5 separate regions of the Homo sapiens genome follow, and all the other regions are linked to region 3. Evidence: chromatin contacts called from ENCODE Hi-C or POLR2A ChIA-PET data. All regions are on one chromosome and are shown on one strand. The core of a region is the stretch at or near the end of the contact, and the rest is flanking DNA. Distances in the headings are between cores, read along the strand shown.

Evidence for each region. Hi-C counts contacts between places; a loop is a spot of excess contacts on that map. ChIA-PET counts read pairs that join two places held with the same protein, here RNA polymerase II (POLR2A). Pooled maps may share reads with other maps.
Region 1: a loop to region 3 is called in a map of ascending aorta, with 7 times the contacts of the local background. The contact joins the promoter of SRSF10 here to the promoter of ASAP3 in region 3. A Hi-C loop is called at or near these places in 1 of 168 maps with a recorded cell type or tissue (ascending aorta) and 6 of 50 pooled maps. POLR2A ChIA-PET finds 5 or more read pairs at or near these places in 4 of 52 experiments (WTC11, activated CD4-positive, alpha-beta T cell, activated T-cell and 1 more).
Region 2: a pooled map shows a loop between it and region 3 (5-fold over the local background). The contact joins the promoter of LYPLA2 here to the promoter of ASAP3 in region 3. A Hi-C loop is called at or near these places in 1 of 168 maps with a recorded cell type or tissue (B cell) and 8 of 50 pooled maps. POLR2A ChIA-PET finds 5 or more read pairs at or near these places in 5 of 52 experiments (B cell, GM12878, HepG2 and 2 more).
Region 4: a pooled map shows a loop between it and region 3 (6-fold over the local background). The contact joins the promoter of HMGCL here to the promoter of ASAP3 in region 3. A Hi-C loop is called at or near these places in 5 of 50 pooled maps. POLR2A ChIA-PET finds 5 or more read pairs at or near these places in 6 of 52 experiments (GM10248, HEK293T, K562 and 3 more).
Region 5: a pooled map shows a loop between it and region 3 (2.2-fold over the local background). The contact joins the promoter of HTR1D here to the promoter of ASAP3 in region 3. A Hi-C loop is called at or near these places in 3 of 50 pooled maps. POLR2A ChIA-PET finds 5 or more read pairs at or near these places in 2 of 52 experiments (AG04449 and H1).

Annotation. Positions count from the first base shown.
Region 1 is chr1:23,979,020-23,981,719 of GRCh38, forward strand. It overlaps SRSF10 (serine and arginine rich splicing factor 10), which reads right to left and starts at 1,308. Exons shown (of 6, transcript NM_054016.4): 1 at 1,172-1,308. The coding sequence starts at 1,236. RefSeq lists enhancers at 535-1,525, 763-812, 1,243-1,572, 1,526-2,516, 1,583-1,632.
Region 2 is chr1:23,789,885-23,792,584 of GRCh38, forward strand. LYPLA2 (lysophospholipase 2) reads left to right here and starts at 1,261. Exons shown (of 10, transcript NM_007260.3): 1 at 1,261-1,366. LOC105376860 (a long non-coding RNA gene) reads right to left here. Exons shown (of 2, transcript XR_947067.3): 2 at 730-906. RefSeq lists a silencer at 1,439-1,498.
Region 3 is chr1:23,482,741-23,485,440 of GRCh38, forward strand. It overlaps ASAP3 (ArfGAP with SH3 domain, ankyrin repeat and PH domain 3), which reads right to left and starts at 1,439. Exons shown (of 25, transcript NM_017707.4): 1 at 1,265-1,439. The coding sequence starts at 1,393. RefSeq lists silencers at 1,274-1,723, 1,844-1,953, 1,964-2,013 and an enhancer at 2,204-2,303.
Region 4 is chr1:23,824,080-23,826,779 of GRCh38, forward strand. HMGCL (3-hydroxy-3-methylglutaryl-CoA lyase) reads right to left here and starts at 1,350. Exons shown (of 9, transcript NM_000191.3): 1 at 1,277-1,350. The coding sequence starts at 1,336. It overlaps LOC105376861 (a long non-coding RNA gene), which reads right to left. Exons shown (of 3, transcript XR_947068.2): 2 at 2,005-2,104; 3 at 1,461-1,509. RefSeq lists an enhancer at 1,351-2,219.
Region 5 is chr1:23,216,120-23,218,819 of GRCh38, forward strand. It overlaps HTR1D (5-hydroxytryptamine receptor 1D), which reads right to left and starts at 1,383. Exons shown (of 2, transcript NM_000864.5): 1 at 1,172-1,383.

The sequences.
Region 1 (2,700 bases), core at 58-2,557, 500 kb after region 3:
TAAAAGGTACAGCAGCATTAGGTTGTATATAAGCCTTGTTTTTTTTTTTTTTTTTACTTTTACAGCATCAAATCGACTCTAGCACTCTGAAAAATACCAAGCACTTATTTTTACTCCCCAATTTTAGCGACAGATTTACACACTTAACAGTAGATAAATATGGTCTGAAAAAGTCACAAATATCGAACTTCTTAAATAGTTAAGTGTCAAGATGACGTAAAGAGAAAATTTCTCTAGATGCTAACGTAACTATTAGAAATTATGGAAAGAATTATTTATGGAAAGAATTATTGCTTTCTTTCCTTCTTAAATTTAAGACAAAAGCAAATCACAAAGCTAGCAAAAAACCCCCACGAAACACCAAAAACCCAAACCACTTATTTTCTGTGTGTAGATTCATTATTTGTGAAATAAAAAGCCTCATCTTGTAGTAAGAACTCTTCCAAAATAATCTGAAGGCAACTCGAAACAAGGGAATGGTGAGAACAAAGCCTATTTAAGGTACGTCTGAATTAATCTAACTTAGCTGTCAACGTCCTAATGACTGACGCTTCCCAAACCTCCCTTTTCAAAGGGTGACCAGAATTTCCAGGAAATAAGAAAAACTACTCGCAACATTTAACTGGAAAAATCTAACTCCCCAAATCTCAACGCTCCCTTTCTCCAAACACCTCCAACTGATTAAAACCCCCAAATATTAACAACGGCAACAACAACAAAGATAAATGGTAGCAACATTCCTCTCCCTCGATCCCGTTATTTCATCTCACTATTTTTTGGCTGGGGAAAAAAAAAAATCTCTGGGCCAAGGGGGCGTGAACCTCGAAGAATGTGAACTTCAAATCAATGGGGGGCGGCCGTCGGGTCGCGGAAAGGCCGCGGCGGGGGGCTGCTCGCGCCGGCAGGAAGCAGGGAGAAAGGGGCTGCAAACTGCGGAGGGGGAGGGGGACCGAAAAACCCCGCCACGCGGCCCGGCGAAGGCAGAGGCGCCGCCCTCGCTCCCACGCGGCGGCTGAGGCCCGCTGCGCGGCCTAGTTCGGCGCCAAAGCGGGCGCGGGACCCGCCATCTTCACTCCGTCCCCTCCCCCGGCCCAGTGCCGCCACCACCAGGGTCCTCTCCAGGCGCCTGCGGCCTCCCCGCCTAGGCCCGGAGTACCTGCCTTGTACCTACCTGGTGTCGTCGGCCACGTTCCTGACGAACAGAGACGTGTTGGGGGGACGCAGGTAGCGGGACATGGCGGCGGCGTGTCTCGGCCGGGCGCACTAACGGGCTCAGCAAACCGTCCGCGGCTCAGGCGGCCGAGCCTCAGACACACACAGCTAGAGGGCTCTGCTACGGCAACCGACTCTTCTCGCGAGACTTCACTCCCGCCTCCACTTCCCCCTCCTACCTCCGCGCAAAGTCGGGCGCAACGGTTCTTTCCCGCGAGAACACCAGGCGTCCGCCTGCGCATGCGGAGGGCTGGCGCACGCGCCTCAGCGTCGGTGTCATTCGTTGGCTTCTTGCGGTGCCTCTTACCCTCCCCCAAGCCTGTTCTTTCTTTCTTTAGGTCTTCATTTCCCGCCGTTTTCTACCTTACACTCCACTTCATCTCCACCCCCAAATCAGGAAGCAGATGTTTTAGTCTCTAGGCCAAACTTTGCGGTTACTACTAAATGGACAGATTTTTAAACTATTTAGTTCAGAGAGGCTGCCTTAAATTTCCCGGTTGGTCCAAGTTAATGTCCTGCTTTTATTTTGCCTTAAATTTCCCGTTTGGTCCAGGTTATGCCCTGACCTGCGAAAGAAGGATTTACAGCTTGTATTGAGTGTGTAAAGGAAGGAGGTGTGTGCCCTTGCGCAGAGCTGGGCCTGTCTCTCCAGTGTTTTCAGCCTGCCTTTGCCCCTCACCCACACCCTAGCCATCTCCACTTAGTCACGCATTTGGCTCCCAACCTGGGTGGGACCAAACCTCACACTGTAGGTTCATGACTGTGGTCATTTGTAGTGTATTCTTTGTTGCTGACGGCTTCCTGGGTATGCATCGGACCTGTATTGCAGCAGTTCTCAAACTTTTTGGTCTCAGAACGCCTTTATATTCTTGTGTATTACGGAAGATTCCAAAGAGCTTTTTTTAAAAAAAGTGTGGGTTATACCTATTAATAAATAGTTAATGAGAACTTAAAATAGAGGAAACTTCGGCTGGGCTCGGTGGCTCACGCCTGTAATCCCTCCCTGTACTTTGGGAGGCCGAGGCGGGCAGATCACGAGGTCAAGAGTTTGAGACCAGCCTGACCAACACAGTGAAACCCCATCTCTACTAAAAATACAAAAATTAGCCAGGCGTAGTGGCGCGCGCCTGTAATCCCAGCTACTTGGGAGGCTGGGGCAGAAGAATCGCTTGAACTCGGGAGGCAGAGGTTGCAGTGAGCCGAGATTGCACCACTGCATTCCAGCCTGGGCGACAGGGTGAGACTCCGTCTCAAAAAAGAAAAAAAAAAAAAATAGAGAAAACTTTGACACACTCCACTACCCTTTATCACACATCATGTACCCTCTGGAAAACTCCACGTTTGTAAGAGAATGAGCATGAAAATAGCAAATAATCTTTAGTATGGTTTTGATTTTGGAGGCCCTTTTGAGAGCCATTTCCTGCTCGATAAGAGTCAACTTCTGGAGATGAGAGACTTCAGTTGGAATGCCTCCAGCGTGTGGCACAG
Region 2 (2,700 bases), core at 11-2,510, 310 kb after region 3:
TTTTCTTTTCTTTCTTTTTTTTTTTTTTTTTTTTTTGAGACAGAGTCTCGCTTTGTTGCCCAGGCTGGAGTGTAGTGGCACTATCTTGGCTCACTGCAAGCTCCGCCTCCCGGGTTCACGCCATTCTCCTGCCTCAGCCTCCCCCCGAGTAGCTAGGACTACAGGCGCCCGCCACAGCGCCAGGCTAATTTTTTGTATTTTTAGTAGAGACAGGGTTTCACCGTGTTAGCCAGGATGGTCTCGATCTCCTGACCTCGTGATCCGCCCGCCTCAGCCTCCCAAAGTGCTGGGATTACAGGAGTGAGCCACCGCGCCTGGCTGTACTGTTTTCTTTCTGTTCAAAGAAAACACTAGTATAGGTTAGGCTGGGAGAGTGAGTCCTAAGCGGCTGAGGGTCAAGTGTGACTCATTTCCTATTTGCAGATCCCCACACATTCTCAGGGACATGCTCCTTCAACTCAGTTTGCCTGCCTTCTGACTTTTCTGTGGTCCCTGATACCTATTTCCACTTCAGCTTGATGGCAGCGTTTTGTGCACTGTCTGCATGACATTGCTTGTGAAGGGCAGCGCTAACACTGCCAGTGCCTGTCCAGCTCTCCTGATACGGCCTTTGTATTTTTCCTAGGTCCTTTTTTGCGTGATTAACACCTCACGCTGTGATTTTACTGTATAAACCATGTTCACACAACCTCATTTAAGCCTACCAACAAAGCTGTGAAGGAGGCAGGGTGGTTATTACCATTTTATATATCAGGAAGCAGATCCAGAGAGGCAGAATTTAAATGGAATCCCGAGGTTGCTGTTTACATGCCTTCCTTGAGCCTCAGTTTCCCCATCTTCAAGGCTGGAGAACTAGATGATCTGTAAGGTCTCTTCGGTTCAGAGTGTGTCATTCCATTCATGATCCTGGAATAGGGCATGAAAGCCAGTGGCAGACACCCGAGGCCTTAAGAGGTGTGTCCCATGAGGATGGGAAGGTGGTAAAGTTTATGCAAACAATAGTGTGAGGGATGCCTCTCCTTCCGGTCGGCCCTCCTCCAGGAGGCGCATGGGTGGTGGTAGCAAGTGGGAGTCTTGGGTGCCCTGTCTCGAATCTACAAGGTGGGAGCGGGTGAGAACCCAGCGACTGCGCGGCTGAATGACAGGGAGTAGCCCCGCCGCCTCCAACATGGCAGCTTCTATCCAGCGAAGCCGGGTCCCCGCTTCCGGGTTCCGTACTGTCGGCCAGGCTACTTCCGGCAGCGCGATGGCTGGGTTCCCGGGACTCGAACGGAAGTTCCGGCGGGGGCGGCCGAGGGGGAAGAGTGTGTCTGCGGGAGAAAGAGGAGAATCGCCCAAGCGGCCTCGGAAGTCCCAGGGAGTGGAGGTACCCAGCCGGCGGCTGCGGAGGATGGGCGTGTAGGGGGAGGTCGGCCTCGGGAGGGTCCCGGAGAGCGGGGAGGGGGAACCGTGATGGGGGGGATGGGGGTGGGGAGTGAGGTGCGAAGGCGCTGTCCAGTCTTGGGGACTTCGGGAGTGGAGCGGGGCTAGGCAAGGGGGTGTCTGAGTATAAAGAGACAGACTTCAGGGTCGGAAATAGAAGAGCCCATTGTGGGGCGGGGGCTTCCCCAGAGTCAAAGGTACAAAGCTTTATTGTGGGCAGGTGGGAGTCCTGGGTCAGGGTAGAAAATTTCACTGGGTAGGGTGACCTTTGGTCAGAACAGAAGTTCCCATTGTGGGGAGCGGGAGATCCTGGGTCAGGGTGGAAGTTCTCAAGGTGTATAGAGAGAGACAGGTCAGGGGGAAGGCACCCCTCCGAGGAGGGAGCCTGGGCGGGAGGTGCAAGTCCCCACGGTGGAGAAGGAAGGGAATCGCAGCTCAGGGCAGGAGGTGCATTCCCCATGGGAAGAGGAACCCCGGGTCACAGGTGAACGATCCCATTGTGGGGAGCTGCCCTCAGGGGTCAGAGATGGAAGGTGAGGCCAGTTGGGAGGGGTGGGCAGGCACTTGAGGCAGGTAGTGGAAGCTTCCGGCGAGTTTGGAGGACGCCGAGGATGGGGAGGGGCCAGCCAGCCTGACATTCTTTTGTGTGTTTGGGAGTCCCAGAGCGTGGTCAAGCCAGGGCTCGTTTGCAGTCAGTGGCAGCAGCAGCAGGTAGCTCCGTTTAGGGGGGGCGTGGAGCACCAGTTTGGGGGTGGGTGGAGTTCTTACGCTTTCTGGGGACATGGGCAGCCCCCTGGGGGTCTGGGAATGGATGGGCCAGAAACTGCTGTGAAGGCTGGATGGGGGCTGGGTGGGGGGAGGTTGAGATGGGGGTTGGAGGCGGCACTGAGTAGGGGATGGAAGCTCCTTTCCCTGGCACTTTTCTCTCCATTTCCCATAGGGCCCGGAGTTGGGGAGGCAGGGACCCAGGGATGATTGGAGAGGAGGGGGAAGGCACTCACCCCTGAGGAGTTAGAGGGGGAATGAAGCAGGCGTGCCGCTGCCTCCCCTCTGCCCCCTGCCCTACAGTCCCTATGCCCTGCCTCTGCCTGTCTCCAGCAAGCTCAGGTCCTGTGGTTGGGCCAGAACCAGAGACACATGTTCTGGGCCACTAGGGAGGCTGTCTCTGCCTTTCAGCCCTGGAACTGAGGCAGACTTCTTCTCCTGTGCCCTGGGACTTCTTGCTTGACTATTCTTTGTGCCCAGGACAGAACCTGGGTGCTGTGTGGGGCTGATGGC
Region 3 (2,700 bases), core at 189-2,688:
GATCGAGACCATCCTGGCTAACACGGTGAAACCCCGTCTCTACTAAAAATACAAAAAAAAAATTAGCCAGGCGTAGTGGCGGGAGCCTGTAGTCCCAGCTACTCGGGAGGCTGAGGCAGGAGAATGGTGTGAACCTGGGAGGCGGAGTTTGCATTGAGCCAAGATCGCGTCACTGCACTCCAGCCTGGGCGACACAGCGAGACTCCGTCTCAAAAAAAAAAAAGGAAAGAAAAAAGGTCTGCCTTCCCCAAAGTCGATGCTCCTTCCACAATCCTCTATCACCCTTACAAAGTGATACAAACAGACTCCGAGATGGAGGGTCACCCTGACAAGAGAGAAGAGGACAGATTTCCTGACACTGGCGCAGGGTGTTATGAACTACTGAGCTTTGTATCTGCCACGCAGTGGGTGCCTAGTACACTTAAGGTGAAGGGTGGAAGGCTAGAGCCGTTGCTGAGGTCCAAAATGCCACCCAAATTGAGGGCATCCTTTGGATGGGGAGCTGCAAAAACACATTATTCTCCGTTGGACCAAGGCCACGGGGTGTCTGTCCTAGAATATTCTTTGCAGAGGAGCTGCGGAAAGCTGCAGCAGGTTCAGAGAAGAGGAATGGAAGGAACTCCGAAGAGCATGGGAATGGGGTGGGGCAGCCTGCAAGACCGAAAGAAAAGGCCTGGGACGCTTTGCTGGGAAAGACAAAGAGGAGAGGGGAGGGGAGAGGAGACGATAAACTTGCCAACAGCCCGGCCAAGGTGAACCCCGGCTCCTGGCGCCTTCCCATCCGCATTCATTCCACAAACGCGGGCCAAATCTCCGAACCAGCCGCAAGCGGGAGGGGGCCTCTCTGCAGCCGGGGGGAAGAAAGTTCAGGACTGAGGCGGGAAGCCTGCCTCTCAGAAGGGGAGTGACTCGGGGGGCACACTTGTGGGGCTCCGAAGATGAAAACGCAAACTGAGGCTGGAAGGCGCTAGGCAAACACATATGTGATGAGGCGGTCACGCGGGGCACTTGGGGTACGTCCCCCGACCTGTGGAGTTTGTCATCGAAGAGACCTCGAGGCCCCCCAAAACGGTCCCTCGGGCCTTCCCCCGCCTCGACGGTGAGGACGCAGCTGTTGGAGATGCGCTCGGTCCTCCCAGACCTAGGGAGGGGGCAGGTTTCGGGGCGCGGTGAAGGGCCATCGCAGCTCGGGTGCGACACGCCTGTGGAGGTCAAGGCCAGGCCCGGCGCCGACCCCCGACCCCTCCCGCCTCGGCCCCCTCACCTCCTCCCGCGCCAGCGCCGCCCCTCGGTACCGGGGCATCTTGGCGGCGAAGGCGGCGGCCCCAGCCGGGGAGCTGAGGTCCTCCGCGGTGACGGCCAGGAACTCGGCGACGCTGAACTGCTCCGGCATGGCGGGCGCGAGCGTGGAGCTGCCGGAGCGGGGCGCGGGGGGCACTGAGCTGCTCCGCGCTGAGCCGGCCTCACCGCCGGCCGGGGGCGCCGTCCCGGCCTCCACACGCCCCGCCCCTCCGCACGCCCCGCCCCCGACCCTCCAGCCGCTCTCCGCTCCTCAGCTGGGACGGCCCCGCCCCCGGCTCCTCGCCTTCCTCCACCGCCAAGGTCCAGGCTCCGGCCCCGGTCCCGGCCCCGCACCGCGTCAGGCCGCTTCCCCGGCCCCTCGCCGGCCCCCTAGGCCACGCCCCCAGCCCCTCACCGCCTCAGACCCCGCCCCCTGGCGCGATGCCCCACCCCTGGCCTCAGTAGAAACTCCTCCGCCTTCCCCCATCCCTGCCCCTTCAGGGCTCTGTCCCGTTTCATCCCGCTCTGGGTCTTCCAAATCCTCCTCCCTTGCACGGCCCAGGCTGTTCCATCTCCGCGTCGAGTCTTAGAGCCCCCTCCCTCTTCCTCCCTCCTCTGCTGATTCGTTCCGAGTTCCCCATGACCTCGCCCCTTCTGCCCTACCACCCCCCCGCCACCCTTCCCTCCTCTCTCCCCAGTCCCGCCCAATCTCCTTGCCTCGCTCCGCCCCGAATCGCCCCACCCCTCCTTTGCTGCGTACGCCCAGCTCTCAGCCTCAGCTTTGCAGGCATCCGGAGACTCCCTCCTGATAACCCCCGCCGCCCCGGGGATGTGTGGATCGGGGCCCCTGGCTAGCTGTGTGACTTGGGGAAAATTACTTCTCTTCTGGAACCTCAGTTTCCTTATCTGTACAATGGGAAGCCTGATGCCCGCTTGATTGTGATGTTGCGAAGAACCGAACACGTGCGTGTACTAGTTCCCTCTTACCCGACCATAGATCGCACCCACGCCTTTACTCTTCCTGCTCCTGCCTTTCACCCCTTAATCTGGCTCACCATCCTTTGGGGCGGATGAGGGATGGGGTTCAGGATAGAAATCCACTTAGGTTTAGTTCTGAAGCCTGAGGTCCTCTGGGGAAAAGTTCTCCAAGTAAAAAGCTAGGAAAGCACCGCAGCAAGGAACATTGGTTTTGGAGTCAGAGGAACCTAGATTCCAATCTTGGTTACTTTGGATAAATTGCTTGCTTCTCTAAGCCTGCATTTCCCCCTCTTAAAATGGCCTCATGGTATTTTACCCCACAGGGCGGCGATTGAGAGAATCTTTTCTTTTCTCGCACAGAAAAGAAAAGAAAAGAAAAAATCCGGAAAGATATGCACTAAAATGTTGCACCAGCAACATTTTATGCACTAGCTGAAGACA
Region 4 (2,700 bases), core at 100-2,599, 340 kb after region 3:
CTCTGTAAAGCTCTGCTCAGAGAGGGTCCCCCTAACCACACAAGTACTGTGCCACAGTGTCCTGAGGTATGGTGTACCTGCATCAACACCAACAGCGAATACTGACTAAACCCAGTGTTAAACTACAGGCCAGGGACTATTATTATCCCAACTCCGTAGGTGAAGAAACTAAGCCTCAGAAAGGTTACCCAAAAATCACAATTAGAAAGTGACAGAGCTTGGACTTGAACCCATATCTAGGCCTAATACTAATACTGGTTCCTATGCTTGGAACCCCATGGAGGGCCATCTCATTACACCAAATATTTCTTAAAAGCTTATTAATATCTACTATTGCGTTTAACTTTCCAAGTTGGAATTGCCATCTTCATTTTACACATGAGCAGGTGGTGCAGGTGAATGGCCAAGTAAAGATATTAACGTGGCTTTCTGAGAGGGACCCAGTGCCAGGAGTGTATTTTTCCCTCTATACAGTTATAACTCCTTCTCAACTCCCTAAGGTAAAAATACCACCACCGACTGATCACTTATTAGGAGCCAGAACACTGCCAGATGTGTTACTTACATTTTCTCTAATTTCCAAAACAACCCCAAGGGAATGTTGTCCGTTTTACAGACGAAAGAGCTGAGGTTTAGAGAAAGTAAATAACTATGTCATTAAGTCTAGAAAGTGGCAGAACTATTGGGACACCCTAGCTTCAGCTTTTATTTTTTCTGCTCCATACAGCTACGTCTCCCACACTTTTTCTGCGCTGAGAATGGGAGAGGGGAAAACATCAGGATCGAACAGGATCAAAGTGCAATTCCAAGGGAATCACAGCTTGGCTCCAATCAACGCAAGTCCCGCTCGGTAGGCTGGGATAGTTCCCCAAGCATCTCTAAAAGCAACAACAGTTGGAAATGGAGACGAAGGAAATGGAAGCGTGTTCTTGATTTTCACTAATGAAGAGTTGGAGAGGTCTGAAGTTCAATTAGAGGGAGAAAGGGGCCAGGGTCATCGGAAAGGGCCCTGGGCGGGGAATCAGGGCACCTAGGATGGCGTCCCAGGTCTCCATGACCCAGACAAGTCACTCCACCTCTCCGGACCTCAGTTTTCCCATCCCCTTCAAAGGATTTGAGGGGAAAAGGGAGGGTCCAGGACTCCAACGCCCTCCCGACTCTGGCCTGAGAGCTGTCCGGCCTCGCCTCTAAGAGAGCAGTCACCACGGGCCAAGCCCCCAACCCTGACAGTCAGAGTGCCTGCAGGGCCGCCGCCTCGGCGGCTCGGGGCACTTACAGCCCGGAGGGACGCCAAGCCCACCAGTCGCCGCGGAAGCGCCTTCCTCATTGCTGCCATCTTGGCCCAGAATCCCCCGCGGCAGTCCAGCTGGGCCCCGCGTGACCGATGGCTCGTCTGGTGGGCGCGGCCCCGCCCCCGCCCCTCCGCCGTGACTTCCGAAGCTGGCTCCACCCCCAGCCTCTCTCCGTTTTGATTCCGAGCGCCTCTTCCATGCCAGGCCAAGTGAGACGCTAGGAATATAAAGATGAACAGAATCAGCCTGGACACCATGTAATCCTAGCACTTTGGGAGACCGAGGCGGGTAGATCACCTGAGGTCAGGAATTCGAGACCAGCCTGGCTAACATGGCGAAACCCCCGTCTCTCCAAAAAATCCAAAAAAAAAAAAAAAAAAAAAAAAAAAAAAAAAAAGCCGGGCGTGGTGGTGGGCGCCTGTAATCCCAGCTACTTGGGAAGCTGAGGCAGGAGAATTGTTTGAACCCGGGAGGCGAGGTTGCAGCGAGCGGAGATCGTGCCACTGCACTCCAGCCTGGGCGACACAGTGAGAGCCTGTCCAAAACAAAAAACCCAAAACCAAACAAACAAAAACATGAAAAGAAATTAACCAAATTCTGTGGCTTCTTGTGTTTAGAGTGTGGGAGGTGTGAGGAGACACATATTAATAGTTACACAAACAGTTGTGTCATTTCTAACTTGCACTATAAGAAGCAACGATTTGCTACTCACTGTTCCGAGTTCTTAGCACGGATTAACTCACGCATCACGATCTTCAGGATTCAAACACAGGCAGGCAGCTCCAGAGAGGGGGCATCCTTAGATTTCATACCTTAAAAAAATGATTAAGATTTATCTAGGTGTACTTTCTGAAGGGCTGAAAAAAAAAAAAATCTATCCAGGTGAAGAGGATACAAGAAAAACTTTCCAGACGGTGTAGCATTCGCAATGGCCCTGAGGCAAAGAAAATGCTGAGAACACTGTTTTTCTCTCTTTTGTTTTGTTGGTTTGTTTTGTTTGTTTGAGATGGAGTCTCACTCTGTCACCCAGGTTGGAGTGCAGTGGCGCGATTTCGGCTCACTGCAACCTCCGCCTCCCGAGTTCAAGAGAGTCTCGTGCCTCAGTCTCCCGAGTAGCTGGGATTACAGGTGTGCACCACCACGCCTGGCTAATTTTAGTGTTTTTAGTAGAAACGAGGTTTCACCGTGTTGGCCAGGCTGGTCTCAAATTCCTGACCTCAGGTGATCCGCCCGCCTTGGCCTCCCAAAATGCTGGGATTACAGGCGAGAGCCACCGCCCCCGGCCAGAGCACTGTTTTCAAACTGTATGTTGTACCCCACTAATTGGTCACAGTATCAATTTAGTGGGTACAAACTTTATTTAAAACAAAGAACTAGAATTTTATCTATCTATCATCTATCTATCTAT
Region 5 (2,700 bases), core at 133-2,632, 270 kb before region 3:
CCAAATGTCCTTGTGAGGAGGGCTGAGACCCCAGCCAGTGGCTGTGTGATCCAGAGGACAGCGCAGACCCACACCACGGGCTCAACTGGAAAACACTGGAAGCTGGTTGCAAGGAAGAGTGGAGGGGTTGCTGCTGCTGCTACTCAGAGAAATGATGGCCACTAGTGGCTGAGCTCTGGTTTGGAGCCAGGGGCTGTGCTGAGTGACAATCCCATTAGATTTGTACAGTAAGCCTGTGGGGTGAGAATTGTTGTCCCCACTTCATATGGGAGGAAACCACACCTCAAAGAAGGTAAGGGCTTTCCTGAGATCACACAGCTAGTAGGTGGCCAAGGCCAGTTTGCTAATGCAACCGGGACCCTGACTGAGAGCCCTGCTCTTAATCCCGAACTTTCCCAGACCTGGGGACTTTAGTCTTAGATTCTTCTACTGGTAGTGTGACCTTGGGCAAGACGGATTCCCCACTCTCCCCATTTGTAATAAAGCAGATTTCTCAGTGCCCTTCCAGTTCCGGCATTATGTGATTAGCTAGGATTTATACAGAACTTTACAGTTTCTAAAAAAAGCATCTAGCGGGGATCTCACTTATTTCCAGGGACCCTGCAAAGTGAGAGAATGCCCCTCTATTTGACAGACGTGCAAACTGAGGCTTGGAGAGATGCAGTGACCTGCCCAAGGTCACAGAGCCGGTCAGCCCCAGCCCGGAGCCAGCCGGGGCTCCACACCGGACCCCCTTCAACTCTCTCCAGAGAGGGGAGGCCCCTCCGCGGCGCCGCGCCCGAACCTGGCCAGCAGGGGGCAGCGCCCGGCTTCCCTTGGCGCCCGGGGCCCCTCGGGGGGCGTCGCGGTCCCCGGCCCGGGGGTGCTTCCTGCCCCTCCAGTTCTCGCCTGGGCGCTGGGCACCCCCAACGCGCGCGTGGGATCCCGCAGCCTCCCTGGGCGCTGCCTCAGTCCTCCCTTTTCTCCCGGGGCTCTGGACGGCCACCCCCGGTGGCCTCCCTCCGGCCGGGCAGGTCCTCCGGGACCCTCTCCCTGGCGCGCGCCCGTCCGAGGGCACAGAGAGGCGGGACGCCCCGGGCCCCCGAGGCCCCAGGAGGGGCGCCGCTCCCGGCCTCAGTTCCCCGCGGACGGCCGCTGGGGCCAGGCTGCAGACGCGGCCCCGAGAGCTTACCCGCTGCCCGGCGGGCAGGTGCGCACACCCGGCGTACCCGCCCGATCCACTTCCTCGCGCGGCGTCTCCCCGTCGCGGCCGCCTTGTCTCCGCCGCGACCCCCGCCGAACTCGGGGGCCGCCCGCCCCGCCGCCCCGGGGCCCTTTCCGGCTCGCGCCCTCGCGATCCCGCACCTGCCTCCGCCTCTCCCAGAGCCCTGCGGCTCCTTCTCCGCGCTCCCCTTCCCGCGCCCGCCGCTCCTCCTTGCTCCCTCCTCCAGCTCCTCCCTCGCCGGGCTCCCTCCCTACTCGGCCCCCCGCCCGCCCGGAGGAAGGCTTGGCCCCCGGCCTCCCCGCTCGGGATGGTCCGGAGCTCCGAGCCCCGGCCTGCGACTCGTAGCAGCCCCCGCCCAGCACCCGGGGTGGGTACGCGCAGCGGAAGGGAGGTGGAAAAGGCCCCGGGCCAGCGCTCTCCGGCCCCCACCTGTAGGAGGGCAGGTGGGCTGGCTCTGGGGTAGGGGTCTGCAGGGAGGTGGGCCATGCCCAGAGACACTTGGTGAAAGTCCAGCCTCCCCTATCCGTCCGGGTCCCCGGTGTTCATTCCTAGTTGGATTTTTGTTTTCTTCGTCTAACAAATATTGATTGATCTACTGTGTCAGGCATGTTCTAGGCACTGGGGATACAGCAGTGAACAAAACAGAGGTAGACCTAAGGGAGCTTCCGTTCTGTTGCGGGGAGACAACACATTTAATACGCAAAATGCATAAAATATTTATAGAGGTAAAGGGTAGGGAGGATAAGAAAGCAGAGAAAGAAGGTAGGGAGTGGAAGTGAGGGCTCAGGGGCACCTCCCTGCAAAAGTAGCATTTGAGCAAAGTTAGGAGGTGAAGGAGTGGGTCTTGGGAAAGACCCTGAGCCGGATGGTGTCCAAGCTGGATGAATGGAAGGGGGCGGGGGGGGGGGGCGGTCAGAGAGGTAGGGGAGGGACAGCTCCCAGCATCCTTCAAAGGACAGATTCCGAGTGCCAGCCCCCAGCCCCCAGCAGGTGTTTGGGATGCTGAGATGAACCAGCCTGGTTGCAGAGAACCAGGGGAGAGAGAAGACTTGAGCACAAAGACAGGACCAGCAAGAGGCTTCCACTGAAGACAGTGAAGAGGCACGAACACCGGCCATGGCTTGTGTCCAGGTTTCTCGCAGCTCATGAGGAACTGGCCTTGCCTTCTGTGTCCTTACCGGTTTTTTGGTTGGTTGGTTGGTTGGTTGGTTGGTTGGTTTGGAGACGGAGTCTTGCTCTGTCGCCCAGGCTGGAGCGCAGTGGCGCGATCTCGGCTCACTGCCACCTCCGCCTCCCGGGTTCAAGCGATTCTCCTGCCTCAGCCTCCTGAGTAGCTGGGACTACAGAAGCGTGCCACCTGCCCGGCTAATTTTTTGTATTTTTAATAGAGACGGGGTTTCACCGTATTAGCCAGGATGGTCTGCATCTTCTGACCTCGTGATCCGCCCGCCTCGGCCTCCCATAGTGCTGGGATTACAGGCATGAGCCACTGCGCT